3 separate regions of the Mus musculus genome follow, and regions 2 and 3 are each linked to region 1. A link is a loop called in an ENCODE intact Hi-C map of the cell type or tissue named here. Cell type or tissue: left cerebral cortex. All regions are shown on one strand. Links, peaks and the distances in the headings refer to the core of each region. The heading gives the core; the rest is flanking DNA.

Evidence for each region. Peaks named below come from ENCODE experiments on the same cell type or tissue, not always from the same donor. Only the 100,000 strongest peaks of a DNase experiment are listed, where the experiment ranks them.
Region 2: it touches region 1 in a loop (4-fold over the local background); 10 of 42 quality-filtered maps call a loop at or near these places.
Region 3: a loop joins it to region 1, with 4 times the contacts of the local background. A loop is called at or near these places in 12 of 42 quality-filtered maps.

The regions. Positions count from the first base shown.
Region 1 is chr12:16,899,130-16,909,818 of GRCm38, reverse strand. All of the region lies in intron 1 of Rock2 (Rho-associated coiled-coil containing protein kinase 2), which reads right to left. Among named protein-coding and RNA genes, the nearest start is that of Rock2, 9.5 kb to the right of the region's middle. In left cerebral cortex, for the core only: a CTCF peak has its summit at 4,496 (motif pointing left); a DNase peak (open chromatin) is centred at 5,652.
Region 2 is chr12:16,845,753-16,856,441 of GRCm38, reverse strand. It overlaps Gm36495 (a long non-coding RNA gene), which reads left to right and starts at 5,507. Exons shown (of 2, transcript XR_381304.3): 1 at 5,507-5,913. In left cerebral cortex, for the core only: a CTCF peak has its summit at 5,255; DNase peaks (open chromatin) are centred at 5,184, 5,854 and 6,435; H3K27ac peaks cover 3,116 bases.
Region 3 is chr12:16,831,199-16,841,887 of GRCm38, reverse strand. No RefSeq gene overlaps it. Among named protein-coding and RNA genes, the nearest start is that of Gm36495, 14 kb to the left of the region's middle. In left cerebral cortex, for the core only: a CTCF peak has its summit at 5,511; DNase peaks (open chromatin) are centred at 3,937 and 5,489; H3K27ac peaks cover 1,651 bases.

The DNA.
Region 1 (10,689 bases), core at 2,290-7,289:
GATTAAAAGAAAAATAATGCTATTAAATGCAAACAGCAAGAGGGATGCACTAGTATCACAGTCTACTGCCTCAATAACACGGGCCACAGACAAAAGGTTATATATTACATTTCTTAAAATTTTTAACAGGCATGTATTGCTTTTGTAATTTTTTTAAATGTTTGTTTTGCTTTTGAGGGTTTGCTAAATCGAACTGAAGAAACCTGTTCCTAAAAATATTAAAGCATAGTGGCAAGAGGCTTACTCACAGAATCTCGAGACAAAAATTTCCAAAAATTCCTCTGGGGGGAGTGGTAGAATTTCTTAAAATTACAGAATTCTATAACTTTTCTCATGAAAAAAAAAACTATCATAAATCAATTTTGAGCTAGTTTCTTTTTCTTAGCTCTAAATTTAGCCTTAATTTTATCATCTGTTCTCCTATTATGGAGATGTCTTACATATGGAAAATAACTTGTTTTCCAGAAAGTCTCCAAACTTTGCAACTTTACAGTCTTCTCTTGTTTTTCAAATCATATTTTTCATCATCATCATCATTATTGTATTGATTATTTTCTGAGACAGCGTCTTACTATGTAGTACTAATTAGCCTGGAAGTCTCTATGTAGACAGGCTATAAAAACGAAAAAAGTTAAGTATTTGGGGCTTTATTGTTTGTTTTCTTTTGAGACAGTATCTCACAGAGCCCAGCCCAACCTCAAACTTACTACAGAGCCAAAGATGACTTTGAACTTCTGATCTTTCTACCTTGGCCTCTTGAGTGCTAAGGTTCACCCTCTGTGCAGATTTTATGTGGTGCTGGGGTTTAAGCCCATTCTTAAGTGAATGCTAGGCAAGCACTCTACCAATTCAGCTATATCCTCCAAATCAACGGTTAGCAACTATAAAGCTTATTTTACTGTGCCAGCTGAGTACTTCATAAACACTAATTACACATTGGCCAGAAGTGTATGCAGCTTTACTAGCCATGGTAGCTCAAATGTTAAATACAAAAATCAGGTTGCCACTCTCCTCCAAGTTATATAATCATTATCTCAAAAATTAATATACATGGACTGGAGATGGCTCAGCTATTAGAAGCACTGACTATTCTTCCACAGGACCCAGGTTCAATGGCTACTTCCTACCAACATGACAGTTCAGAACTACCAGTAACTCCAATTCCGGGAATTCTTCTGAATTCCAAGGGCAGCAGGCACATATGTGGTTTACAAACATACTTGCATACACAACACTCATACAAATGTTTAAAAAGAATTGACACTTTTTAAAAAAGATTTACTTATGTTATGTATATAAGTGCTCTATCTGCATGTACACCTGCATGCCAGAAGAGGGCATCAGATCACACTATAGTCATGAGCAACCATGTGGTTGCTGGGAATTGAACTCAGGACTTCTGGAAGAGTGGGCAGTGCTCTTAACTGCTGAACCATCTCTCTAGCTTCAATACTTTTTTTTTTTAATTTCCAATATGTATCTCAAATTTCTACAAGATAATATATACATATTCCTTAATAACAAAAACTAAAGTATTAAATGACTTTGAGGACTAAAAAACATGGGGAACCAATTTCAAAAGTACATTTAAAAAATCTAAACAGCAGGCTGGAGAGTATTGGCTGTTCTTCCAGAGGTCCTGAGTTCAATTCTCAGCAACCACATGATGGCTCATAACCATCTATAGTGAGATCTGGTGCCCTCTTCTGGCCTGCAGGCATACACGCAGGGAGAACACTGTACACATAATAAATAAATAAATCTTTTTTAAAAAATATAAAGAGCACTCTCTGTATTGCTTGGTACAGCCAATGACTCAAAAGCTGCTTTGTATGTAAAATCAAAATTGTTTTAAAAATAAGGATTGTATTTTACACTTTATTTTTGCTTCCTTTTTGTTGTTGTTTTGGTTTAATGTTTGTTTTTGAGACAGGTTATTTGTATAGACCTGGCTGTCCTAGAACTCACTCTGTAGACCAGGCTATCCTAAACTTAGAGATCCACCTGCCTCTGCTGTTACCACAAAAGAATGTTTGAAAACTTCTGTTTTTTAAATATAGGCATAATTACAAGATAGACACAGAACACATTGCTTTAGGAACTATAATTTGAAGGAGCATAAATTAAAATTTAAATTTCTAGTTGGGTTTTTCCTCATGAATTAAGCTGACTCAGTAACTATGACTACCATTATTTTTCACTTTCCTAATTATTAAATGTGAAATATCACAGTTACGTGTTTTGAGCTTAGGCTATAGTTCTGTTAGTAGAATACTTGCTTATTAACATGGACAAAGCCCTGGCTTCAGTCTCTGGCACTGCATCAATGGGGCATGATGGCACAGGCCTGTGTAATCTCAAGGCTTGGAGAAGGGGGGGGGGGAGGGGAGGAGAACAAATGTTCAAGGTCATCATTTGCAAGTTTAGGCCAGCCTAGGATACATGAAATTCTGTCAAGAGGAAAAGAATAAACAGAATTAAAAAAAAAAAAATCAGAAGTTCAAGGTCACCCTCTGTCTCATAACAAAGTTATACATTTGAGACCACTGAGGTGGCTCATGCAATGAAGGCACTGGCCACCAAGCCTGAAGACCTGAGTTCAAGGCCTGAAAGAAAAAAAAAGAAAAAAAAAAAAAAAACTTCCAAAGGTTGTGCTGATTTCCACAAATGCACCGTGGCATGTGTGTCCTACACATAATCACTCATGTGTACACACACATATAAATTAATGTAAGTTTTTAACTTACAATACGTTTTTACACAGTATCTTTAAACTTGGGTAAGGTATAATGATACATTTTTTTATTTTGTATATCTTATCACAATATCTCTTTTTCTATTTTACACTTATGCTTCCTTTAAAAGGAAAGAAAACCCAGCAAATTAAGGGAGGAAGAAGGAACAGAGAGAAAGCAGAGAATCTGGCTAGCCTTAATCTGATTTGTAGAGAGTCCTAAAAGGCAAAACGTGATGACCCTGGCATCCTTCTATATGTCAGACACATACACAAGTCTGTCTTCTGAAAAGATCTTAAACACCTGTGTCTGATTTTTTTTCACTTAGTACAAGGGAAAAAAATTATCCATAGTGCCTCTCATCTTATTCCTTAGGCCACTTTCATCACTACCACTAGAAATGTTCCTTTAATGCAAAGTCCTGGCTACCTCTGGAGACCTGACAGAGGGCTGGGGGGATCTCCTCAGGAGGGTCTCTAAAGGGAGAATCCCCAAGAGAGGTTGTTCACGGTAGGATCCCCATATTTCATACTTTAGACGCTTTTGTAAGAATTCAACATACCAAAATTCATTTTCAGTAGCTCTTGAAAGAATCAGTTCAAGCCAACTATGCTAATGTATTTTATATTTTTGATACACACACACACACGCAGGACACAGGGACACATACACACACACACACACACACACACACACACACACACACAAGCCAACTCTGCTTCTACCAGTTTACACCGTTCTGCAAGACTCTTTCATTACTCAGAAGTAAATGGCTCCATAACAAAGTTTATTTTTTAAAAAATTAATGCTTGTTAACTACGACTCTCGTGTGTGTGTGGGGGGGGGGACGACTCTCTTCATTACTTGATTAGCATCTCCTTACATTAAAGCAATTTAAATATATACAGCACACTCACAATGCACTCCTTTAAACTCAGTACTTGAGAGGCAGAGGATATCTCTGAATAGTCTTAAAAACAAAAACACTACAACCAAAAGTAATTTTAACATGAGTTTAACATAAAAGAAAAAATCTAAATAAAGAATTTGCTAAAATTTCCCTCTGAATCTTAATAAAAGCAAGGGTCATATTTAATAAAAATATTAATATTTAATAAAAACCTCAAACAATTATAATATATTTAATAAAAACCTTAAGCAATTAAAAGTATGGCTTCTAGATGAGGTATGATTAAACAAAAGACAAAATACTAAAGTCCTATGCAAATATAGAATTTTCAAATAAGGAAGCAGGGCATGGTGGCGCACACCTTTGATCCCAGCACTTGGGAAGCAGAGGCAGGCGGATTTCTGAGTTCAAGGCCAGCCTGGTCTACAGAGTGGTTTCCAGAACAGCCAGGGCTACACAAAGAAACCCTGTCTCGAAAAAACAAAAAACAAAAACAAACAAAAAAAGAATTTTCAAATAAGGAATCATCTGAGAATACTGAAAAATGTCCAAATAATATAAACCTACAAATCAGCATGCAATGCCACCTGTGAACAAGAGTGGACATGTTATGCGAATTTTCAGAGTATTCAAAGACAAAACCAATGCAACAGTTACATCATGACAGTTATCATAACTCTAAAGAAAACTAGTTATTAGAGTGACAATAAGAGTTGTTTCTAGGAGCTGGTGAGATGGCTCAGCAGGTAAGAGCACCCGACTGCTCTTCCAAAGGTCCTGAGTTCAAATCCCAGCAACCATATGGTGGCTCACTACCATCCGTAATGAGATCTGACTCCCTCTTCTGGTGTGTCTGAAGATAGCTACAGTGTACTTACATATAATAAATAAATCAATCTTAAAAAAAAAAAAAAGAGTTGTTTCTAATCTGTATGCAGAAAAGAAAGTTATAGCACTCTAACTGTGGTCAAGATGACAGACTGTTTATAAACTTATTCCTAACAACAGTTTAAAATGAAATTAAAACATGAACCCAAAACAAAAATCCAAAAAAGTTGGAAAGACTATGCTTACATCAGAGTCCTCAAAATATTTTGTTTAAAAATAATTGAACAAAATATGCTGGTACGTTGACTGTGATCCTAGAACTGAGGATGCTAAGGAAAAACAGTTTGGGGCCAGCCTGGGCTACATAGTGAGACCCTGTCTCAAAAAAAAAAAAAAAACCCAACTAGTTGAGTCACTCCTACAAGAATTTACAAAGTTCAACAAGAATTTCATTACTCAGAAGTGAAAGGCTCCATAACGAAGTTCATTAAAAAAAATAAATGCTTGTTAACTAAGATTCTCATGTGAAGGAGGGGGAACCTCTCATTACTTGATTAGCATCTCCTTACATAAAAACAATTTAAATATATACAGCACACCATGGTACACTACTAAAAATCAAAAGAGAAGAGCAATCAAGACATGGTAAAACATGCCCTTTGTCCTAGCTATACCAGAGGCTGAGGCCAGAGGATTACTTGAGTCCAGGAGTTCAAGGTCAACCTAGGCAACACAGGAAGAAACTCACTCTTTCTCTCTTTCTTAAAGAAAGGACACAACTAAAATTCATTTGTTATTAATAAAGTACACTGCAAGTACTATCATTCATTGATGGAAAGACTATGAAATTGTATGGCCATTTTAGAAAATATTGGCAGCTTTTCAAAATTAAGCATAAACTACCACATGACCCTACAATCTCATTCTTTGGAACCTATCCAAGAGAAATAAAAACATGTCCTCAACTATGATAAATTCATAAACAAAATGAATATAATTCATACAATAACACCATTCAGCAATACTAAAGAACAAAATGCTAGCACATGCTACAATACAGATGAACCTAACTAAAAACATTATACTGGGGAAAGAAGCCAGATGCAATGATGGCATATTGTGTGTGACAGTTTAAAATAGAAATGTCCCTCACAAGTGTGGATATTTGAACAACCGCAGGTGGTGGTGCTATTTGGGGAAGCTTTAGGAGGTGGAGTCTTGCTAGAAGAAGTACGTTATTGGGAGTAAGCTTTGAGAGTAAAAAGCCTCACACTACTTCCAGTTTGTTCTCCTTATTCTTGTCTGTGGTTGGGGATGTGAGCTCTCTCACCTTGCTGCTCCTGCTTCCATGCCTGCCACTTACTACCATGCCTCCTTTGCCATGATGTACTCTTATCCCCCTGGGACAGTGAGCTAAAATAAACTTGCCTCTACAAGTTACCTTTGTCATAGTGTTTTATCACAGCAACAGAAAAGTAACTAATACACTGTATGTATTCTACTATTTATGTAGAATTTGTTTTTTTAAAAAATTCAAACTTATAGATACAGATCCAGAGCTAGCACTGGAGTCAAGACTGAGAACCTAAACAATAGAATTTTTGAGGTAACCCAGCGTGGTGGCGCATGCCTTTAATCCCAGCACTTGGGAGGCAGAGGCAGGCGGATTTCTGAGTTCGAGGCCAGCCTGGTCTACAGAGTGAGTTCCAGGACAGCAAGAGCTACACAGAGAAACCCTGTCTCGAAAAAAACCAAAAACCAAAAAAAAAAAAAAAAAGAAGAAGAAGAAGAAGAAAAAAGAATTTTAGAGGTAATGAGAACATGTTAAGGTGACAGTTTAATTAAATTGCAGATGTAAAATGGATGAATTTACAGCATATAACGTATACCTCAATGAAGCTTTTATTCCCAGCACTCAAGACACAGAGGCAGTTGGATCTCTGTGATTTCAAGGCCAGCCTGGTCTCTACAAGAGTTCCAGGATTGCCAGGGCTACCCCCAAAACAATCCTGATGAAAATACAAAGAACTTGAAAAGCTAGCAAACAATGGTATCATTTAACATCTGTCCCTCAGCCAGACTTTAATTTCAGACCTGATTCTAAGAACAAATAAGAGATAGAAGTATGCACACTGTCTATGCCTGCAAATTATATTTATATATTTAACCCATTATTATGAAGGATACACAAGCAAATAGAGTATTATATATTACTCCCCTTCTCTAATTGAACACCACTAACAGAAAGAGTAACTCAAAACTCATTTCTGTAACTATTTTAAGTATAATAGAACAAGCAAATTACATTTATTTAAAAAAGAAACATTATAAACATTAAATAGATAAAAGTTAAATAAAAATGTTAGTAATCATGGACTTGACAAAATGGTTGAGTGTGTAAAAGCACCTGCTGGCATGTCTGACAACCTGAGCTTGATCCCTGAAGGAAGGAGAGACTCAAAAACTGTCCTCTGACTTCTGAGTGTCAAAAACATATACACATACCCACAAATAAATATAAAATATAATAAAGTTATTTTATAATATGCTTACTATCTGAAATTTTTTCAATAGAGACTTTCATTATAACTTGTAATGACATCCAGATTTTTTTCCCTCTCTTTCTGGGTTTTTTGAAATTGGGGTTCTCTGTATGGCTCTGGCTGTCCTGGAACTCACTTTGTAAACCAGGCTGGTCTAAAACTCAGTGACCTGTCCGTCTATGCATCCCTAGTGCTGGGAGACACTTGCATTCTTGAACAAAATCTCTCGTGCCTCTGATTTTTATTTTAATTTTGTTAATAAGCAAATATTTCTTGATTACTAACAGCCAATATACATACTGTTTTGAGGGTTAACCTGAAACATACCACCATTTTTTTCATCTGTTCTTGATCATGAAAAGCTGACTAAAATCACTGGGCTCCACGTGGAACTAGATTGATTAACTAGAAGCTAGGGCAAGGGAACAGATGACACACAAATGATTAAAAGCTGTTTAGCCCACATAGTCTTAAATTCACCTAAAATACAGAACAAAATTAGCTTTTATCTCTCATTAAACACACTGTTTCAGTACAATCTAGAAAATGTCTACATTACAATTACTTTTCCTAGGAGACCAACTGTTCTAACCTTCCAAACCTATCTTCTCAGCATACAGATGTTTGCCTATATTCCTTCTTATGAATAGACTATGTCCAAATGACAAGAACATATCAAAATACTTGGGGTCTATTGTATTATCACTTCTAGAGGGACCATACCTTTAAAGATATTACTCTTATCACTTAAACTGAATTATTTTTTTTTATTCAACAAATAGCTAAGGAACATACAAAAATGTCTATATCCTAATACAGTTTACCTTTTATGCATTAAGTAAAAATAAACTCACAAGCCAAGTGTTGTTCCCCCAAGCCTGTAGCCCCAGCATTTAGAAGGCTGGAGCAGGAGGTTCATGAGTTAAGGGACAGCGTGGGCTACAAAGACCAGGCAGCTATAAGGTGAGCTCTTGACTTCAACAGTAATAAGTAAATTAAATAAATAACCTCAAAGGCTAGGAAATATAAAAAAGACAATACTTTAACACTGTAAGACTTCCTCATCACCATTTACTCAAGTATTAAAACAGGCTTGCTTCTCATCTCCAGAGCTAAAGGTTAACCTCAATAATGAAGTGCTGGAAACTAGTTCCCAATCTGTAACCCCTTAAAAGTAAATTTCCTATCACATACATCATAACTAAAGTTGTTCAAAAATCTTTTACAGAATAAAGTAAAATAGGCATTAAATATAAAATGACCAGTTGTAAAGCATTTTAGATGCCTGGAAAACAAGCATAAAGTCCTTAGAAATATTCTCCAAAAGAGTTAACACCAATGAACCAAAAAGCAACCCTAATATGAAAGAGAAAGAGAGAATATGAGAATGAGACTAGCCAATGTGAACAGACCTCTCCAGAAAGATAAATGAAGGTCACTTAAAACAAGCCAACTGCAGACCGTCTAAGAACATCTACATTGAAGTAATCACTTTGAAGGATAAGAAAAGCACGGATGCAACAAGAGCAGCTCCCAGCATGGATAAAGAACAGACAGCCACCATGACTGGATACTAATTTATATATTAAACTTCATGTAATATATAAGCTAGCCCACTACTGATAAGTATGCTTTTGTGGGCTGTGGTTTTTTGTCTCGTTCTGTTTACATTTCTTGTGTAAATGTGCCACAGTGCACATGTACAGATCAAAAGACGACTCGTAGGAGTCATTTCTTTGTTCACCCTGTGGGTCCCAGCAATCAAACTCAAGGTCACTAGCCAGGCTTGGTAGCACACACCTCTACCAACTGAGTCACCCCACCAGTTCCCTGGATTTTCAATGACATGTCATCCTGGGCCTATAATGTTGAACTGAGCCATCAACTTTCTCTTCCCCAATTACCCTCTTCATGAGCAGCCAGTACAGAATAATTTTTAAATCTAAGATGCTTTTTATCTTACCAGTCATGGTTGGCTGGCTGCCCATTTCCACAGATAAAACTAAAAAGAAATGAGTTTCAAACAAAGCTTGGTTAGACAACATAACCATGACTAAGTATCTGAAGATGACTATTAAGAAAACACACAAAAGTCTACTAGTAAACAGATTTTTGGCAAAGATGATAAGCAACTCTGTAAAAAAGAAAAAATACTTTTCTCAAAATAGTAGTAGTAGAATAGTAATGGTAATAATAATAATAATGATAATAATACTGCTAAGTAGTCTGAGTAACTAATCATGTGGAGGAAAAAAGAAAATCAGCTTCAATCCCTAACTCACACCACACACTAAACTAGGTAAAATGTATCCTAGACCTATATATAAATGTTAAATCATAAACATTCTAGAATAAAAACAAAAAAAGGTATTTCGATACCATAGGTCTAGGCAACAATAACTTGGGCAGAAAAAAGCAATAACCATCTTTTAAACTGGTTAAAAACAGGCATACCACAGACTGAGAAAAAACACAAGACAATTTTCACAGCATTCCCTTTGTATACAAATTCATTTCTATGTCTAGCACATAAAAACTTGTATGACAGCCCAACTTTTCAAAAGGGCATATACTCTAACAGATGATTCACATATATTTATATATAAATAGCCAGTATGTGTGGTAGTCATCAGGATATGCAAATACAACACAATGAGCTATTACCCACAACAGGAGGGCTTTTTTTTTTTTTTCTAATGTTAGGAACGCTGTGGAATAACTGGAATCTTCCCTCCTGTGTTGTTGGCACTAGAGTAAAATATAAAATGTTTAACTACTTTAAAATGATCTGGTCATTTCCTAAAAAACAAATATACATATATCCTATGACACAGCAATTCTACCCTCATTATCAACCCAAGAGAAACAAGAGAAAAAGAAGAGAAAAAGTCCTTACAATGACTTAACACTAATTGCTTATAACAATTTTTTGAGGGTTTTTTTTTTTTTTGGATACAGGGTTTCTCTGTGTAGCCCTGGCTGTCCTGGAACTCACTTTGTAGACCAGGCTGGCCTTGAACTCAGAAATCCGCCTATCTCTGCCTCCCGAGTGCTGGGATCAAAGGCATGCGCCACCACGCCCAGCTAACAATTTTTCAAGGCAAAATTTCACTATGTAGGGGCTGGCTTAGAACTCACTCTGTAGACCTCAAATTCAGTGATCTACCTGCCTCTGCTTTCTGAGTGCTGATATTAAAGGTGTGCACCACCATGCCCAGCTTATAACATTTATTAAATTTATTTATATTATAAATAGCTCAGTAAGCAGGAATAAGCACTACTGCCTAGCCTGACAAACTGTGGATCTTGAAATCCATACAATAAGAGAGAATCAACTCTCAAAAGTTTTCCTCAGCTCCCTACTTAAATACCCACAAATAAAAAAATGTAAAAAGCAAAACAAAACAAAAATTAAGTTTTAAAGCAATTAATCTGTATATTCTAAATATCTACCTCCTACTTCACACAAATAATAAGTACAAAGTCATTTTTCATCTTTTATTTTATTTCATTTTTATTACATCTTCAAAACAGTCTCAGACATTACTTATGGGGAGTGAACACACATGCAATTGTATCTTAATTGGGTGAAGAGTCAGCACTAAATGGAAAGAACCTAAGTACTGTGATAAATATTTTCATGATCTGGGGCCATAGCCCTGAGGCAGACACT
Region 2 (10,689 bases), core at 2,994-7,993, 54 kb after region 1:
TTTGTGTTGATGCTTCTTATTACCCAATTCAACTGCTTCTATTATTGGGCCCATTTCATAAATGAGAAAACAAATAATGAAATAATGTATTCCAAACAGTCTTTCTGATTCCAGAGCCCAGACGGAACACTTCTATCCTTAGGAGCATGTGTCTTTATTGCCATGTGGTCTTTGTGGTGGAAGAGCCGAGATGGGGGAGGGATCTTTTGAGCCCAGCTGCTTCTACCTTCCCACTGTTGCCAAGGAAACCACCACTCCTGCGTAGTTGCCATGGAAATGATCCAACCTCTCTCTTCTTCTCACCTTCACCATGGAAACAGCCAACCTGGAAGCCCAGTCCTTGAGTGGGAGGAGGTGGAGCTTCTAGGCCCTGGTGTTGGAAATTCCCACTGAGCAGAGCATGAATGCGGCCGTGTTCAGGGGGCTGCACAGAAGTACGTTGTCAAAGGCAGGATGTCCCCGGGAATGCAGGTGGAATTATTTTCAGAATTTATTCCTAAAGTCAGCTATTGTCTACACCAAGGGAAATCCCCAGATGCCAGTGTCTTGAAAATGCTGAAGGTGCACCAGGCAGGTCTTCTTTTTTATCTAACACTGTGTCCATCTGGCCAAGATGACAATGGGTTATCCCTGCCTCATCCCCTTAAAAGTCCTGTACTTTGAATGGGCTGCATTAGTGGCTTTCAAGCCTCCAGATGTCCCAGTTACTGCAGTTTGTGAAGAAAGCATTAGGTTCAATCTGTCTATTTCTTTCTTTCTTTCTTTCTTTCTTTCTTTCTTTCTTTCTTTCTTTCTTTCTTTCTTTCTTTCTTTCTTTCTCTCTCTCTCTCTCTCTCTCTCTCTTTCTTTCTTTCTTTCTTTTTTTTTTGGGGGGGGGGAGGGGGATTTCGAGACAGGATTTCTCTGTATAGCCCTGGTTGTCCTGGAACTCACTTTGTACACCAGGCTGGCCTAGAACTCAGAAATCTGCCTCTCTCTGCCTCCCAAGTGCTGGAATTAAAGGCATGTGCCACCATCGCCCAGCAATCTATTTCTTATTATTTTAGACAGGGCCTCATGGAACCCAAGTTGGCCTTGAACTCATCATGTAGTCAAGGATGGCCTTGAAGTAACTTCTGGTCCCCCTGCCTTTGTTTCTGGAGTGCTAGGATTATAGTCGGTGCCACCATGCCTGTTTTTGTTTTTTTTTAATAGAATCCAGAGCCTTACACATACAAGACAAAAACCCCATTCCTACATCTCCAGCCCCTAGACCTTTTTTCTGGGAGATGCAGGCAAGAATTCTAAGACCACCTGTAGTCTACTCCAATAGAATGATGGGACAGTTAAGGATATGCCTGATAAAACCAGACTGTCTGGGTTCAAGTCCTGACTTAGGACATGCTGCTATGGAGATGGGGCAAACTGGCTCTCCCTAATTCAGTTCCTTCAGAAGCAAGGTTGGGTTAACAATAGTGTGTATCTCTTAAGGTTCTCACAGTGATTAAATGAGATACACTTCCAGTGTCCACCAGCACATGGTAACACCAACTGCTGGCCAGAATTATCACAGTCTCTATCATTTACAAAAGAGATTTTAACATTGGTGAAACAATATACAACTTTAGCCAAGATGGGAATTCTCAAACTGTATCCACTTTGCTTTTGAAAAAAGCTACCTTAATATCCTCATTGATAGGCTTTTAAAATAATTTCTTTTTATTGAACATGTGTTTATATTTGATTATTTGTAGTTTATTTCATGTGTCTGGGTGCTTTGCTTGTATATATGTCCATATACCTTGCACATGCTATGGATATCAGAGGAGAACATCGGATCTCCTGGAACTGGAGTTACAGGTGAATGGTTTTGAGTCCCCAAATGAGTTCTGAGAATCAAACATTGGTCCTCTGGAAGAGCATAAAGTACTCTTAACTGCTGAGTCATTTCTCCAGCCCCTTGTTATATTTTAATATGTTTGTGTACATATGTGGGTATGTGCAAGTGTGTGCCAGTACCATTGAAGGCCAGAAGAGAGCATCAGGTCCCTGGGGCTAGAGTTACAGGTGATTGTGGGCCACCTGATACAGATGCTGGGAACTGAACTCAGGTCTTCTACAACAGCAGTACATGTACTTAATCGTGGAGCCATGTCTCTAGCCCTTTGTCGCCATTTTCATCTTCACTGTCCTTGTCAGGGTCACCCCTTTAAGAGTCACAGCCTTCAGTGACATTTAGGTCCTCTTTGCTCCCAGAGGCAATGCTTTTATGATTTTACTTTATTACTTTCAAAATATATTTTGTTTGCTGTACTGGGGATTGAATCTGTGGGCTTACACAGGTTAGGCAATGCTTTGTAATTCTCAAGAGCCCTGATCAACAAAAGGAGTGTCCACAGGCCCAACGCCAAAGATGAGTGGTCAGTTAGGGCCCTTGGCAGCAAGCCTGAACCTGGGTGTGGCCTTGGCTCAACACAGTCAAGCCATTTCTTTGCAAAGCTGAGCTGTTTCAGGAGCGCGGAAGTGCAGACATGAAATCCTACCGCTGTCTGCCGTTGCCTCTCTTGATCATGTGGGAGCCACACCAGTGTTTCACTGGGGTCCTACTCTGGGATGCAGAACTCCTGGCTGCACCTGTCATGTGCTCCTCCTGAAGAAGCTGTCTGTTTGAGTCACTTGATTCTGGTTTGTGTCTCTCTACCGCAGCCTCCCTGTGTGGGCTGTGGCAGAGCGGGATGCTCCAGCCCCCTCTTGGCAGAGGCTGTCTCATCAAGGACTCCTTGCGAGATCCCTTTTGGCTTTTCCTATGGGAATTTGTAGAGTAGGAAGGAGTAAAGGGAGAGTCCACACACAGCCTGGCAGTCCTGACGCCTGGAGATCCCAGAATCTAGCAGAAAACCACCCAGACTCAGAGTGAGTCAGCAACTTAACTCTAGCCCTTGACTTCAGTGAACCGGGGCAATCAATCGCTCTACCTTCCAAACCACAAGATTTTCAGGAATGATTCCAGGTTCAGTGAGGCCTGAAGTTAGTCAGTGTGGAGGGATCTTTAATCGAAAGACGAGACACATTTGTAATACAACATTAAAGGGATTTCTTTGGGGAAGGGCAAGTACTGTTAGACAAGTACTCTCTACCAGGAGGCTACATCCCAATCCTGACAGGAGTATTTTCTAAGGGGACATCACAACAGATTGCAGTTACAGCATAAAGAGAAAATCCGGGATCAATGAGATGGCTCAGCAGGAGCAAGCGTTAGGACCTAAGTTCGATCCCTGGAACCTCCAGAAAGTCACATGTGGTAGGTTATGTCTGTAATCCCTGCACTCCTACTATGAGATGGGAGGAGGGAGGCTGGAGAATCTCCTGGAAGCTTTTAGGTCTAGCCTGGAATACTCAGAGCAGCAGAAAGAATATGAGAGATAGTTCCCTCAGAACCAAGGTGGGAGGTGACAATGGACTCTGAAAGATTGTCCTCAAGTCTCCACGTGCACACCATGGTGCTCACGGACTCTTCAGCTAGCCTCTCTCACCCAGCAGTAAATGAAAAAATGATAAAAAAAAAAACAGATCCAAAATAAACAACCATGTTTATAACCATCTTACATGACTATTTTTAAAAGTGCTTTTTTAGATAATGATGATAATAATTATTATTGTTGTTATTGAGACAAGATGCCACTAAATAACTCTGACTGGTCTGGAATTTGCTATGTAGAACAGCCTCAGACTTACAGCGATCCCCAGCTGCTGCCTCCTGAGTTTGGAAATTAAAGGTATGTGCCAATATCAGGCTATTATTGTGTGTGTGTGTGTGTGTGTGTGTGTGTGTGTGTACACTCACTTGTGTTTTAGTGCCTACAAAGTCAGAAAAAGACATTGGATCCCCCTAGCATTTCTAGCATTACAGGCAGTTGTGAACTACCCTATGTGGGTGCTGGGAATTGAACCTGGGTCCTCTGAAAATGTAATGAGTGCACTTAACCACTGAGCCATCTCTCCAGTATCCTTACTTTTGCCTCTGTTATTGGACTATATTACTGGATGCTTACAGCTGATAGCCTCTTCATATGATAATGATAAGGCAAAATTTATGTAGATTATTAAATTAATTCAATCTCTTGATCAGGATGGCTGGAGAAAATTTGTTTTTTATTATCAGTAATTATGAAGTTTTGTTTTATTTGTTTATTTACACATTTAGAGACAGGGTCTCTTGTACACCAGGCTGGTCTCAAATCCTATATCCTTGAATTTCTGATTCTACACCTTACACCTCATAAGTGGTAAGATGATAGGTCTGCAGCACCATGCTCAGTTTACAGGGAACTGGGAATTGAACCCAGGGTTCCATGCTTGCTAGGCAAGCACTCTGCCAACTGAGCTACATCCCAGACCGAGGGGTCTTATTCATTTCTTTTTGCTTTTGAGATAGGATCTTGCTATCTGGCCTTGGTTGGCTTGGAAAGTTGGGGGCTTTTGTTTGTTTTCTGTTTGGTGTGCTGGAGGTGGGACCCAGAGACCTGCAGATGTGAGACACTCTGCCACTGAGCTGCCTCTGCCCACCCCCAGCTCTGTGAGGTTTGATACATGCACGAGGAACAAATGTCCTGCTTACATTTCAATGTCTTTATTGGAAGACTTTTCCACGAATGTCTGATTTGGGTTTTTTTGGTTTTTTTTTTGTTTTTTTTTGTTTTTTTTTTTTTTTTTTGCTTTTCGAGACAGGGTTTCTCTGTATAGCCCTGGCTGTCTGGAACTCACTCTGTAGACCATGCTGGCCTGGAACTCAGAAATCCGCCTGCTTCTGCCTCCCGAGTGCTGGGATTAAAGGAGTGTGCCACCACGCCCGGCTGAATGTCTGATTTGTTGTTTTACTTTAGACCCCACTTTGGTCATTTCACTGTGACATTTAGGTCCTACACTGTCTCCATGCCTGGTAAGAAGGCATGGCAGATCTCAGGAAAATTCACAGAAGCTCTTCCTTCTGCAGGAAGGCTATGATAACCGAAGTGATTTTAACACCAGTCACTACATCCCACTGACCCAAATGAAACTAATTCCGAGGCCGACTCCTAACATTTTCAGATGCTTCAATGTTTAAAATAAATACTTGAGCATTATCAGTCAAGCGAAGACACTGTTACATAATGTTCCATCCACCTACCTTGACACCCTGAAAGGCCAGATTCAAATTTAGAATTCTCGGAATCCTCAGAATTTCCTGTGAAGATGTGTCGAACGAGAAAGCTGGCTGCTCCCTGTGGCTCACTGCTGCCTCCTCCTCCTGAATCAGACATCACATTTGCTCCCACAAGGGGCCTCCTGGACTCTGGGTCTGAGATCTGATTACAGTTTCCCTGCAAGGAACTCTCTGGCCCATTGACAGGTCAAGGCGTTTGCACACCAGAATGTGGGCTAGTCTCCGGGACAAGATTGAGCAATGACCCCCATGGAACCTGTTAACAGCTGGCCCTATTGATGTCATTGCTAAGGAATCTCAGGTCACGTGGCCCAGGGCATCGTGTCATGACCTCTGAGAAACAGAGTGAAGGGGGGAGGGGGGGACAGCTCCCTAGGGAATAATACTGTGAAGGATCAAGGGATCAGAAAAAGACAAGCTGGTGTGACACCTGCCAAGGGTGGAAGGCAGAGAGCAGAAATGGGTGTGGCAGCTCCCTGTTGCCAGGAGGGTTCTGTGAAGTGACTCATGGTCAGCCCAGAAGGCAGTTGTAGAGCACAGATTCCCTGTCTGAACAGTCCTGAAGGCTCAGAAATGTCACTTGGGCTCAGTCACTGCAGGCTTGGGACGTTGCTGCAAGGAACCACAGAGTGCTCAGTCTGTCTCACGACTGTGTTCCTTGTGACAGAACAGCAAGCTCTTTCCTGAAGGGAGAGCTGAACAGCGCAGTCCACAAAGGTGGCATGGGCTTGGTGAGTGGGAGCTTCTGCCTCTGCGGCCATCTGTCTGTGTGTTTGGGATGCCAGTTTCCAGGCGCATGCCGCAACGGGGGAGTTCGTTTTACCTACTTGGTTATTTAATAGCATGATTATTGCTTCTTGGTTATTAACAGAATGCAAGACCTGGGTTCTCTGTGCCCATTTGCATGTGCTCCAGCTATGAATAGGTCCAGTTCCCAGATCTGCTATCTCCATCCTTCTACACACACACACACACACACACACACACACACACACACAGAATGCATCATAGGGATGCTCTTTGAATGCTTGCATGCCCACCACAGTGAGGACTTCTCACCAGGGTCACTAATGGTCCACTCACTGGTGTTACTCTAAAGCAACTGTCTTCCAGCTTCAGCTTGCACCCATAAGCAAAGCCAACCCATTTGCAAATCAAATTCAGGCCCTCCCTCATCCCTCAGCCAGTCTTCTGTGACTCCCTGCTTGCTCCCACCTAATGGATGGCCATAGAAACGCTGTCAGGAAGGGAAGCTTGTTGGCACAACTGTGGGTGTGCCATGTCATCTTAGCTGCTTTGATCATGGCGGTAATAAAGTACCTGAGAAAAGCAACTTCAGGAAGGAAGTGTTTATGTTGATTCACAGTTGAAGTATGCAGTCCATCATGGTGGGGAAGGCAGCTGGCCACACTGCAGCCACAGTCAGGAAGCAGAGAGAGATGAACTCTGTGCCAGCTCACTCTCCTCATTCCACGCAGTCTGGGGCCTTAGCCCACGAAATGCTTCTGGCTAGGCTTAAGGTAGGCTTCTCACTGCAGTTAGCCCAGTCTCAAAATTCCTTCATGCACATGCCCAGACGTTTATATTGCAGCTGATTCTAGATCAATTCAAGATGGCAGCGTTAGCGACCACACACAGGTTTTTTGATGCCTGTTCAAATGACTTTCCTAACGCATCTTTCAGCTCAGACTTGACCTTGTGTCTTTCCCTCACCTGGTACATACCCAGCTCATGGGGTATTCCATGGATAACCTTTCCCTTCCTACAGGGGACTAAAAACACAGCAGGAACCATTAGGTAAAAGGCGGGTATGTATTCTCCCTACCACTAACACCTCCATCACTACAGGTTTGGCTCATTTGCATGGTCCAAGCAGAAGGGCTGCATCATAGTCTTGAGTCAGGGATAGACCCAGTCCTGCTCTGGGCCACTCAAAGTTAACAGCCTTCCATGTTACCTTGAATCATATTTCTAGCTGTGGAGCCCAGGAGCCCCGTGGAATACTGTGGTTCCTTTGCGATGGGAGCTCCAGTGGGATGCAGCAATTCTGTTTTTCTTTGGCGCAGCTTACTCCTGGTCACTGTCCCCATCAGAGATATAATGACATGCTGGGTTCTGCTCCTGGCCACTGTCCCCATCAGAGATATAATGACATGCTGGGTTCTAAATGTCCAAGAGCACATGTACATGATGTGTTCCTCCATAGGCCCCCTACCCTTTCCTCATCCTGCTGAGTCAGGAAGATCCATCAGTGCATTGGATCGGTGACATGTTGGGGGCCACACTCCTGTAATCGCAGTACTTGGGAAGGTGAGCAGGAGGACTGTCTGTGTTTGAGGTCAGTCAGGGCCATGTAGGGAATTCCAGGCCATCCTGAGCTGCATAACGAGAGGCCTTGTCTGAAAAGCAAAACATCAGATGACATGGGTCAATATGATGGTCTGTGGCCCCTCTGATCCAAACTTCCCCACTCTATTATGACAGAAACTACGTAAGCTAAATAGCACCAAGGCAAAACTGTAATTGTGTATTATTGTCTATTCCATGTGAATGTGAAATGTTTCTGATCCTTGCTGATTGGCATGAAAAGGAATGTACTCATTAAATCAAAGGCCACATGCCTGAGCAGTGATATTGGCCCTTGCAAAGCCACTATGGGACCATATTTGGCTGAGTTTGTGGTTCCTTCTGGCTTCTGCAGGGACCAGATCAGACAATTAAATGGAGATACAATAAATCACCCATGAGTTACTTAAGGGCACAAATGGAACATTCTTACCCCATGCCTGGGACGTACGCTGCTTTTATTTTATATTCCCTTGGCTGGTGCTCACCAGATCAAAGGCTCTCATGTTTTGTTTTGTTTTTTTCTATTCTGATTGCTTTTACCCCACAGGCCATCGACGTATGTGGGAGTTTCTTCAAGGTCAGTCATAATACTTGGCACTTCTCTTCTGCTTCTTTGGAAAGCCCGAGTCAGTGGCCTATTCCTGCATCTCCTCTTCCACATCCACCTCCACCATCATGTGGCCATTACCACCTTCTTTACATTATGGCCAATAGATTCTCTAGAAGACTATAAGAGAACAGAGTCTAGAACGGTCATATAAGTAAGGCAGGTCATCATGACCTTGACCCAGTGACAAGAATCTAGATGAGAACAAAGACATCTTGAAAGACGCTACTGTTGACATGGGAATGTTGACTCTACCTCATGGAAGCCCTGTAAACAAGCATGAATCCTTGGGGTAAAACTATGTGCTTATGTTGTCATTCAAAACCCCAGTGGATGGAGGCACTAACTTCCATCCTTAGTGCCACACAAAACAACAAAACGAAATGAAAAACCTCTAATATGCAGGTGGAGACAAGGTTTCTTCTGCCACCCATGAGAGTGGAGGCTCTACATAGAAATTAAATAAAATTCTAGGAAAAATAGGGCTTCATTTTTTTTCATATGCCAGAGTTGAGCAGCTGAGAGTCCATGGCCACGGCACAGGATGAGGACTAAGGTGACAGGAAGCCACCATGTAAACTCCCTGGTGAAGTTGCTGCCATGGCATGAGTACATGGTAGGTCATTGTTGGATAGCTTCCATTTCCTCTGCACTCTTATCCACAGGCTTATGGCTGTGGGAAGCTGATCTCACCAACTCAATGCATCCAGTTGCTTTTGGCAAATGGAAGGCACCAACAGGAAGTGGGAGGAGTGGGAGGAAGGACCAACGGGAAGTGGGAGGAGTGGGGAGAATGAGAGGAAGGAAGCTGTTCTTGCCCTTCTCCCAACTCTCTCCTAGTGACCCTCTCCTACAGGCAGAACTCTTACTGTGGGTCCAGATCTTGCCCGCTCTTTTGGCTCCTCCTTGTCACGTGGGTGGCAAGGGCTCTTCTCCCTTTCTTCTGGCTGACTCATCACTGTCCCTGCATGGGTTCCCTTGACCCTAGCTACAGTTTTGTAAAGTCCTTTCATCACTCTCTGGGAGGTGATGGTTATGATGGTAGTGTTACTGAGGGAGGTGGTTGTGGTGTGGGTATGATGGCTGTGGTGATGGATGTGGTGTTGAGTCTCCTCTTTATAGAGAGCCATGGCTGCCTGCTGGGATACTCATGATGCAGTCGTTCTTAGTATTACATAGTCTGAAAATCAAGCCTGATTTTCCTTTGGACTCCTATGTAGCCAGAAATTCTTTTCTGAGCCCCAGTTTCATTAGAATTCATTGAATCCCCAAGGCTGTCCAATGTCAGGAGGATATCGTAAAATCGAATGAGTGAAAATATATAACACTTTGGGAAAAGCACACAATACTGACTCCACTACTAGTATTATTAAAAGCAACAACAATAACAGGATCGCCCAGACCCATAGATCCCTCAGGTTCCTCTCTCCTCCCCACAGCAACATCATAGCAGTGACTGAGTCTTTGCTCATTGGAAAGCCACTGTGTTTTTGCTTTTGTTCTTCCCAAAAAGTCCTACACCTCTGTAAGATGAGACTCTTTTCAGATACAGCACAAAATCCTCAGAGCTACTGCTTACCCCACTTTGACAAACGCTACAGGGAGTACAAGTCTGTGCTGAAGTCCCTCCGAGCAGCCCTTGTCCCATCTCTGGGATTACTGTACTGTTTGCAGCACAGGGGACAGTTGAGAACCAGCCTATAACCACATGTGCTCATTGGGCTTTCTAAAAAATTGTTTATTTGATTTTATTTATATAGTTTAAAGATTTATTTGTTTATTTATGCATTTGAGTACAGTGCAGCTGTCTTCAGACCCACCAGAAGAGGGCATCGGATCCCATTATAGATGGTTGTGAACCATTATGTGGTTGCTGGGAACTGAACTCAGGACCTCTGGCAGAGCAGTCAGTGCTCTTAACTGCTGAGCCATCTCTCCAGCTTGATTTATTTTATTTTTAATTTATGTGTATGTCTTACAGTTACCATCACTGTGATGAAACACCATGACCAAAAGCATCTTGGGGAGGAGAGGGTTTATTTGGCTTAGGCTTCCATAAAGCAGTTCATCATCAAAAGTAGGGAGGACAGGAACTTACGTACGGCACAACCTGGAGGCAGGAGCTGATGTGGAGCCATGGAGGAGCGTTGCTTTCCATAGCTTGCTCAGTTTTCTTATAGAACTTGGGATCACTCACAATGGGCTTCACCCTCCCATCAATCACTAATTAAGAGAATGCCTTACAGGCTTACATACAGCCCAATATTATGGAAGGTTGGAAGACTTCTGTGGTGGCACCATTCCTGTGGGATCCTAGCCTGTATAAATAGAGAAAGATGAGCGGAGGAGGGGAGCTGGAGAGATAGCTCAGAGGTTAAGTGCTCTTGGCTGCTCTTCCAGAGGACCGGGGTTCAACTCCCTGCACCCACATGGCAGCTCAAAACTGTAGCTCCAGTTTCAGGGGATCTGACAACCTCACACAGACACATTCCAGCAAAACACCAATGCACATTAAATACATTAATTAATTAATTAATTAATTAATTAAGAA
Region 3 (10,689 bases), core at 2,613-7,612, 68 kb after region 1:
AGATGGGAAAGAGAGGAAGGATTGCTTCTCTTTGCAGATACAGGTTAAAGCAGTCACCCTCAGCCGCCTATGACCCTTGAATACAGTTCCCCTGTGTTGGGACCCCAACCATAAAATTATTTTCATTGCTACTTTAAATTTGTAATTTTGCTACCGTTGTGAATTGTAATGTAAATATCTGTATTTTCTGATGGTCTTTTGAGTTGTGAGTCACAGGTTGAGAACTGCTGGGTTAAAGTAAAGAGAAGCAGGCCTCTCTGGAGGGATGGGACAGAGCTGAGGCATAGGGTTGCATTCTTAAATAGCCACCTCGTGTTTCCCTACTCTTTTGTTGGCTTAGAAGGAAAAGTATCAAAGATAGCATGCAAGTTCAGCAAACAGCCTTAGTTCCTGGCTAGCTAAGAAAGCCAAGTTGGAGCTGAGAGAGAAACTCAACCCTGTAAGTCTGAGCCCTGAGATAGACCCCTGAATTTACAGACTTTGCTTTCAACTATTTTTAGCCATATAGTGTAGGGAAAGAGTTGAGCCAAAAGGAGACAAGTGTGACAAAAACAAATTCTGGGCATTTGTCTCTTGGGTGAGCCATGATCTGGCAGTGGTGGGGCACATGCAAAGAAAAGCCTGGGAAGGGGACAAGGTCCAATTTGTCAGTCTAAGCAAATTAGTGACTCAGCTGCTGATAAGGGCCTGGAGAGAGAGCCTTTCCGATGAGTCACCATAGATTGTTCCCGAGGCGCAAATCCAGCTTTGCAGCTCAAAAGCCTGAACCGTGTTGGGACAGATTTCTATTGGAGATAGGCTTTTAACCTAGGCTAACATCTGTCTCACTGTGTAGCTGTGGATAGCCTTGCGATTCTGGTCCCCCACCCCCACCTCTCCAGAGCTAGGATGACAGGCATATCTCACCGTACCCAGTTTAAGAAGAGCTTGGGCATGGACCAGGGTTCCAGCCAGCCAGGCACACTACCATCTGGGCTACATCTCCATGGCTTTTTAAGGTTCTAGAAACTATCTCAAATCTACTATCTTCCCCAAGGCCAAGTCATAGTGCATTAGAGCCTACTGTTTTGTGTGTATTCCTGATGGTTGAATGTCAAGGAAACTACTTAATAGTTGGATTTTAAAAAAGATTTGTTTTTATTATTTTTATCTATGTGTATCAGAGTGTGCATACCCATAGAGGCCAGGAGGTGTCATTGGATCCTCCAGACCCAGAGTTTCAGATGGTGGCTAACTGCCTGATGTGATCTTGAGAACTGGGGTCCTTTGAAAGAGCAGCAAGCACTCCTAAATTCCGAGACAACTCTCCAGCCCCAATAGTTGGATCTTGACTCTTGTTTTTAGCCCAATCAGCTGATGTGCCCTTCTCATTGGAATGTCAAGACTATAGACATTTACAACTATTTCTGAGGTGCTTTGTAAAATTAATTAATTTAATGTCTATGAGTATACTGTATACACTAGAAGAGCAGGCAAAAGAGTCAGAGACACCCCCACTCTCACTGTTAGGAGTTCCTCAGAAACTCCAAGCTAACAACCATAACATATATGCAGAAGGCCTAGTGAAGACCCATGCAGGCTCCACAATTGCTGCTTCAGTCTCTGTGCGCTCCTATAAGCCCTGTTAAGCCCACATTTTGAGAGGTGGCCATTCTCTGTTTTAGTCTAGGACTGGCTGTATTAACCTTGGCTTAGGCCCTCCACAGCTGTAAAGCAGCCTCAGGGCAGGGATTCTCAGGGCAAACTTGCTCACTCAGTCATTCCTTCCTTGAGCTATTTACACTGCTGTAACAACACAAGCTATTCTAGTTTGCTCCTCCTTTGCTGTGTTAAAACACCATGATGAAAAAAGCAACTTGTGGAGGAGAGAGTTTATGTCAATTCACAGTTTCCAGCCCATCTTTGAGGGAAGTCAGGGCAAGAACTCAGGGCAGGAACCTGAAGGCAGGAACTGAAGCAGAGGCCATGCAGGGGTTCATCTTGCTTTTCATGGCTTCCTCAGTCAGCTTTCTTATAGAACCCAGGACCATGTGCCCAGGAATAGCATCTCCCACAGTAGGCCTTGCCCTTCCCCATCAATCACTAACTAATAAATTGCTCTACAGACTTGCCAACAGCCTGATCTTATGGATATTTTTTTTTCTTGATTCTTTGTGAGTTTCACATCATTGCACCTCAAATCTCATTCATCTCCCCATACCTTTCAGTCTGTTAAAGTAAAATAAAAGATAAAGTACAATAAATAAAATAAACAAAACAAAAATCTCATTGTAGAAGTTGTAGTGTGTCACAGTGTGTCCCACAGTATATCCTTTTGTCCACACATCTGTACTTGCAAATGTTCACTGCCATGAGTCTTTGGCCTGGTTCGAGGCCTCTGGCTTCTGCTACACCATCAGTACTGGATCCTCACCAAGACTCCTCTCAGATCTCCTGTTGTTGCTTGTGGCTTGGAGATCCCACAGCTTTGGGTCTGTAGGACTCATCCCTTGAAGCGCTCCAGCAGCTCATAGATGAGGTAAATGCTGGAGCCACCACCTTGGCCACGCCCTTTGACGCGGTTGAAAGGGATGTCCAAATCTGCACATGAAGAGAAAGTGATCCCAGAGTTAGGTAAAGTTCTGTCTTATCCGGACTGTACAAAGCCAATGTAATCAATCACTTGAGGTTTTGGGTCTTAAGAATCTTTGAATTTCTTAGCAGTAAGGAAGCCTCTTGGCTGACTATCCAGTGACCTATTTAATCTACTCCATTTGGAGAAATAGCCAATTTCTTCAATTTCTCTTGGGTTTACTGAAGAGATTCAGAATTTGCCATCAGTGCTCACTCCTTCCTGAGCATTCCTGTCTATCCACTGTGGAATAGATGCTGGAGAGACTCTACGTGGCAATTTGCAGATAAGCTGCTTCGAAGTGATCTACCATTCTGCAAGTTCTGAAGTGACGAAGAGACAGGTTGCAGAGAGAGAACAAACTAGACACAGGTGAAGATAAGATGATTCACAGAACAAGAAGGAGTCAGAAGAGTAGACTATATTGCTAAAGTTAGTATTAGGCCAAGCAGAGCAATCCAGTCAGAAGCTGAGTGAAGCCAGATTGAAGCAGTCAGCTTGGAGAAGAGTTTTGAGCCAGAACAGCTGTGTTGAGCCAGCCAGCTAGAGTTCAGAAAGAGCTAGAAAGGGTGAGCTTATTCAGCAATTAGCCTCAGAGATAAAACATTCTAGGTCTAGATAAGACTGTATGGAGGCTAGAAACTCCCAAGACTAGGCCTAGGTTAGCGGATAGAGGCAGTAAACCTCTGAGAAGACATCAGGCAAATAAAAGATACTTTTACACCCCCCACCCCCTTTCCTTCCTTCCCTCCCTTCCTTCTTTTCCTTTTGAGACAGGGTCTCTTTATGTAGTCCTGGCCATCCTAGAACTCACCATGCAGACCTGGCTGGTCTTGCACTCATAAAGATCTGCCAGCCTGTGTCTCCTAAGTGCTGGAATTAAACGTGTGCCACTCGATGCTCCAATGTAGGGGAATGCCAGGATGGGGAGGTGGGAGTGGGTGGGGGAGCACCCTCATAGAAGCGGGGGTGGGGGTGGGATAGGGAGTTTCCAGGGAGTGGAGAACCGGGAAAGGGAATAACATTTGACATGTAAATGAAGAAAAATCCAATAAAAATTTGAAAAACAAAATCAAAACCAAAACAACCCATGTGTGCCACCATACCCAGCCCTTGTCACTTGTTTTCTGATTGTGATTCAATGTGGCCAAATGCTTCAGCTCCTGCAGCTCTGACTGCAATCCACAATAACTCCCTTCTCCCGGGAATTGCTTTATCACATCAACAGTAAAGGAAACTAAGACACAGTGCATTCTCAGCACGAAAACATTAAAAACCATTATGAGCAATGCAGCTCTTTGCTAAATTCATCGCAGCTGAAATTGCTTCAACCCAAGCCCCGTGCCAAAAGCATGTGTGTCCTTGCTGTAGTCAGTCTAATAAATTTTGCACTGTCCCAATTTTTATTTTTTGTTTTTCTTACATCTATTTAGTGTGTGTGTGTGTGTGTGTGTGTGTGTGTGTGTGTGTGTGTGTGTGTGTGTACTAGTACCATGTTGCACATATTAAGGTCAGAGAACAACTTGGGGTTTTTCCCTTCTACCGTGTAGGTTCTGAGAATCAAATTCAGTTTGTTAGGCTTGGCAACAAACAGCTTTAACTGGTGAGCCATCTTACTGGCCTGGCTTGCCCTGAGTTTTATACACTAGTTTGTTAATGCATTCATTCATCCACTCAATATCGTGATAGACATGGTGATGTGGTACAGTCTCTACACTTCTAGATAGAAGTAATTTTAGGCTTTCTAGATAAGGCCAAGAGACCAAGGCAGACTGAGACCTTATCTCCCCAGAGCTTAAGGAACAGAGGTAATGAGACACAAAGCAAGTACAATACAGGGCTATCCCTGCAGTCCCATAAAATGGATTTTTAAAAAATGGTGAGTTGGGGAATAGCTCAGTAGATGAAGTGCTTGCAACATGAGTGTAAGGAGTTGAGTTCAATCCCCAACACCCGTGCAAAAGGCAGGTACAATCCACTTGTGATCCCAGTGCCAAGGAGGTGGGGACAGCAAGAGCGGATCCTGGAAGCTTGCAAGCTAGATCTCATACCTGCACCTTACAGCCCCAATCAGTGGATACTTGAGGTCCTCCTGCAGTTTCAAGAGAATGCCCACATACGTGCTTTTGCACTCATGTAACTGCTTCACACACTTGTGCACTTGAGCACACACACACCACACAATATATGTATATATATATGCACATATATGTAAAATCTCTCTATATGTGCATATATATACAAAAACACATACATACACATACAACACACAATATATGTACATATGTTTACATGTATGTGTATAAGATCTCTATATATGTGTATATACATACACACATACACACACTACACACACTATATATATATATATACACATATATACATATATAATCTCTGTAATACACATAGACCCCAAATTCACTAAAAGCAAAATAGTATTGATTTTAACATTTTGTGCCTGGTGTATTTGATGTTTTCATTTGTACAGCAAGACAAAATGAAAACTACGGACATTTTGTGTAAAACAGAATTCGGCTCTGCACTGGGGCATTTTATTTTTCCTTCTATATGTTCAGCTCATCTATTTGATGCTGATGGAAGGAATGCTGTCAATGTTTGTATAGCCCAGGTTGCGGTTACATGAGGGTGTAGCTCATGATCCTCACAGGAAAGGGAGGGCCATTAGGAAACAGAAACTCTCTCTTTCAGATTTGTCCATTGTGTGTAGCGGTGATAGAAATTTCTAGAAGAGAGTTCTGATATCACTGCCAAGTTGTAGCTGCATAAACATATGTCAAACAAGCTGTTTTCCAGGAGACAGCTCATTCCTTGGTGTCACTGTGCACAGTGAGCTACTAAAGATACCACAGGGCTCAGTGCTGACGTCAAGCGGATATGAGACGCTCCGCAGCTGATTGCTACGCGTCCCAAATTGGAAACATGAGCTTGCCCACAGAAGACGTTCCAACTCGGCTTGACAAATGAATCCTCAACTGTTCCTCATGGTCATTTGTTTTAAAAAGCTCAAGTGACTGTTCATTATCCCAGCTGCTGTGTTAGGTAGCTTCTCAGAGGAAAACAAAACACAAAAATAACCCCTACCTCCCCTCCCTGCAGACAAAGAACAGTATCACTAACCTTTCCTAATGCTGGCCAGAAAGGATCAAGTGCAAAAGGGACAAGAGGGTCCATCGATGACAAAGAGAGGATGTTTCCCATAAAAAAGTGGTGGTGTTGGTTATTTTTAGACCAAACTGCAATGAATGACATATGCACAGAATGCCCTCTGGGGCTCACCCCTCACCCCCTCATGTTAATTTCTGTCCTTCTTTAGCCTTTGCCCCAATTACTTTAACATTTTTTTCTTTTTGGTTTATTTATTTACATTTCAAATGTCCCCTTCCTGGTCTCACCTTTGTAACTGACCCCCCCCATTCCATCCCTCCTTGCTTTAACTTTTAAAAAACAAAACTGTATTATAGTATATTTTCACAAGGTCCTGAGAATCCTACCTTCTGAGATGCTGTTAAATATTAATCCATAAAAATACCATATTTCAAGCATTAATGATGACTTTGTACGTTCTTGGTGGCAGTCTTTCTTTGTGGTCTCAGGGATCGAACCTAAGACCTCATATATATGAGACAAGTGCTCTACCAATGAGCTGCCTGCCTCTGAGCTGTGGCATATTACTTTCTGTGATTCACTCAAAACATGTCAAATCAAGTGCTCTTGTTCAGAATTAATGCTAATACATGAGCATTCCAGACTCCTGAAGTCAAGCTGTCAGTCAGTGGTGGTCAACTCTGGGTCTCAACCATGGGAAACACAGATTTCTGACGGTCTTAGGAACTGAGACACCTATCAGCAGCAACATTATGTTATAAATTGTTGGTAACAAAGATAAATTTATGGTTGGGGGTTCCTAAGACCATTGATACATCTCTTCTTGTCACCTGTCCTCACCGTACCTAACCTGTACCCACAGTACTGGTTAAAGGATGGAAAAGTGGTCAGAGGAGTGGGCTGGGTGGCACAGGCATCCCAGTTAGAGATCATATCCATCCCCGCTCATGAAGCACTTGTCGGAAAATTAAGACTCCCTCTAAGGGGTTATAACTCCAACCTGACTAGAGGTCAGTTTTCCAAGGGCATGAGTGTGGGCTTGTGGATTACACTGCCTGCTTGGGAGTGCACACTGTGGCCCAGTCTTCCTCAGCCACGAAGCCCTGGGCAACACCTTGTTCACCCTCCAGAGCCCGGCCTCCTCCTTTCTACAGAGGACCGGTGGGTGGTCCTTACCTGACAGAGAAGATGGAATCGGTCCACTCGCTGGCTGCCGCAGAACAAGGCGCTGATCAGTGCGGGTGGTGATTGTAATTAGATATGGCTTTAACAGCTGTGGAATGCACGGTTGCACTGTAGCCTGAAACTGCATTAAGTACCTGTCTAAACAGGATATATTTACCCCGAGCCAGCTTTCCTCCCTTAGTCTTTTTTTTTTTTTTCTGGCTCAGAACATGGTACTCATAGCCTCATGAACGCTGGACAAGCACCATCCCAGGAAGCTACAACCCCAGCTGTAGCTTAACTCTCAGCATCAAAACCCGGCTGTGCCTCAGCGAAGCGGTGCAATGAGATTGACTCTAAATGATTATAAATGTGTCTTGAAGACTGACAAACAGAATTCCTAAGTCGGCTGTGAAATGGAGCCTATCTTCAGACAGCTAAGGAGGTGAGGGTATTTCTGGCTAACGCTATTAGTAGAAAGACCTTTGTCACGTCCTGGACACGATGTTTGGCTCCTTTGGGAAACTGGCAAGTGGTGTCTTGCCTTGGTTCAACATCAAGTCATAGTCACGGCCTTTCTTTTCATTCATCAGCCTGTGATTGAATAAGTCATCGCATGGTTCAATGGAAACACATTTAAGGAGGCTTAGCAGAACAACATTTTATTATTCCTTTGAAGACTGATTTTTCCACCAGAGACGAACGACTTTTCATTTACTCTAATATTATCACCTATCAACCAGAGTTACTTGGGAAATAGCCAGGACGCGAGATGCTTTCTAACATAGGGAGACTGGATGCCTGACTCTAAGCACTATGAGCACTGGCTGCCCCCGCTGCTCTCCAGGGTTCAAGTCCTGACTCCCCAGCTTTCTCAGCTCATGGGCTCGTGGTTAGGGAAAAGACGGAAGCAAATCCTCACTCACAAAGGAAATCTGAAAGCTTATTGATCAGTCTCCCATCGTCACATTCTCATGATCTTCTGCTTGTACACTGTAGTCAGCAGTTAAACAATCCTGAGGAGGACTAGAGGGCCAGGCCTGGACGCGGAGGAATGTGGGCGAGGGATGCCAACTCTGAATGGTGAACCTTAGTAGGTGTGTGTAGTGGAAGTGCAGGCATGAGTCAGAGGTCAACCTTGGCTGTAGGTTGGCCCTTACCTCCCCCCTTGTTTGATGCAGGGTCTTCTGCTGTCCACCACTGTGTATGCCAGGTTTGCTGGCCTACAAGCTTTAGGGGAGTCTCCTGTCTCGGGCTCCCTTCTTGCTGTAGGTGCACTGGGGTTGGTTACAGATGGACACTCCACTGCTTTATCCTCTTTATGACGTGGGCTCTGGAGAGCTGAGATCTGGTCTTCACACTTGTGAGGTAAGTGCTGTTTCTACTGAGCCATCTCCCAGTCCAACCATCAAATTCTGAGCCTCCTGTCTTGCTGGGATTACAGGGATGACCCACCGTGCCATTTATGTGGTACCAAGGATCAAACCTAGGGCACTGTACAAGAATTCAGTTGTGCTACAGCCCCAGACTCCTGAAAAATTCTTTTTACACCGTTTTTCTTTAGCCATTTTATACTTTTACTTCGGAATACACACTACCTACAAACTTATTTATTAAATAATTATTTAAAATATTTAATTATATAATTATTGAAAAATAAAATTATGATTGTTTACTGAATCCATCTAACTTTTTATTTACTTGCTTATTTATTTTTTGCGTATGTCCATCCTTGCAACACATGTGCACTCCATGGTGTATTTGTGGAGATCTGAGATGGGCTGGAGAGATGGCTCAGCGGTTAAGAGCACTGGCTTCTCTTCCAGAAGTCCTGAGTTCAATTCTCAGCTACTACATGAGGGCTCACATCCGTCTGTAATGTAACCTGATGCTCTCTTCTTGCATATATATATATATATATATATATATATATAATCTTTTTTTAAAATGTAAAAAGAAAAGAGAAAAAGAATCAGTCTCTTTCGGCAATGCGGGTGCTCAGCCTAGAGCTCAGGCTATCAGGCTTGGCAGTGCAATGTTCCCATCATCATGAGGCTCTGAAGCTGCTCATTCGAAGCCAGCAACGTTTCCTGTGCTCCCTCTTTCTGATCCTGGGCAACAGCAGAACAGTCTGCACTCTGACTCCACAACGCTGGTCTTTCAAGAAAGTTATATAGCTGGGTATAGAGGCGCATGCCTGTAATCTTCATATTTGGGAGGTTCAGGTGAAAAAACTGCCTCTTAGTTTAGGGCCAGCCTGGGCTACCCTGTTTCAAAAAAAACAAACAAACCCCAAAACAACAACAACAACAACAAAACCCCCAAAAACCAAGGCTGGCGAGAAGGTTCAGCAGGTAAGGGTGTTTGCTGTGCAAGCCTGGGACCTTCGTTCAATCCCTGAAACCCATTCTCCTCAAAGTTGTCACCTCCACACCCACCCACACCTACATGCACCCAGTACCACCCCCACAATAATAAAGAAATCAGAGCAAGCAAAAGTCACAATATCACTGCTGGGCCACTAACTCTTGAAATGATTGTTATGCACGAGCTGGTACCACAGAGCACTAACCAGCTTCCCCTCTCCGTCCCCTATTGTCACTGTGGAATCAAGGACTTGCCCTAGAGCAGAGTTTAGAAATCTGTGTACTTTTTACCATAAGAGGAGCAAAGACATTCTGAAAGAAGACTTGTTAACTTACAGGGGGAATAAAAAAAACCCAGTGAAAAGATGAATGGACCCACCTTTGGGCTTCACACTCAGTCCTTGTTGTCTTTATGAATGAATTAGCCATAAGCAACAACAGACACTTAGAAGAAGCAATCCCACGTAACTCTGGGGAAAATCTGAAACCGGCCCCCTCCTAATTAATTTTGTTGTGTTTGGATTTCTGCTTATTGTTTGGCCCTCCAGCTGCCTCCAGGAGCTAGCCACATATCACAAATGTGCAGAGAGGGTACTCATCTGATATAGGGTGAATGGTTGTTTTGCTTCCACCTACAGAGTGATAGGTGCCGAGCTTCCTGACTGACTGGTATGCTAAAAAAAAAAAAAAAAAAAAAAAAAATGCCTGGGCACACTTCCCAGCCCCTAAATGCATGGCCACTGCATTTCTGAGCACTGTGGTTCTGAGTTGAGACACGTCCAGCTTAAACGCTGGTAGGCTTGTGTTCTTGGCACAGAGCTTTGGAACAGTGTGAAGAGCTGAGGTTGCCACCTTCATAGACACCACTGTCAGGCAGCCCAGTGTGTAGGGTAGGGGAATGTGGTCTGAGGACACATGGGCATGCACGCTGAGGAAATTCAGAGAACACACTGATCCTGGAGGTGAAGGACCCTTATGCTGGCGTTGCCAGGTCTTAACCCAATCAACACAAGAAGAAAGAGATGAGGCAGGTGGCTGTGCTCCCTGAGAGCAGGGCATGGCTCATGGGACAAAGCATGCTATGGGGGTGGGGTGGGGGGGTGGGCCCTCTGAGAAACAATTCATGCCCTCATCAATCTGGACTCAGAAATCAACTTAGGGTTCCAGAATGAGAACTGCAAAGGCATTTTATCATTTAAATCAGCCATTTCTATTTGTAAGATGTGTCTGTGGCCGTGAGCCCGGGACAGAGCTGACGGCCACCCCATGGAGCCATCTTGAGTGGGAAAGGAATGCTGAGTATTTCCTTCTGTCTCTCATGGCCGAGTTCACCCTTGTACTTCCTGATCTGTGGCCCTGGACTGAGGCTCTGCAAACCACACCCCTATCCTTCCCTTGCTGGCTGCAGGTTGGGTTACTAGC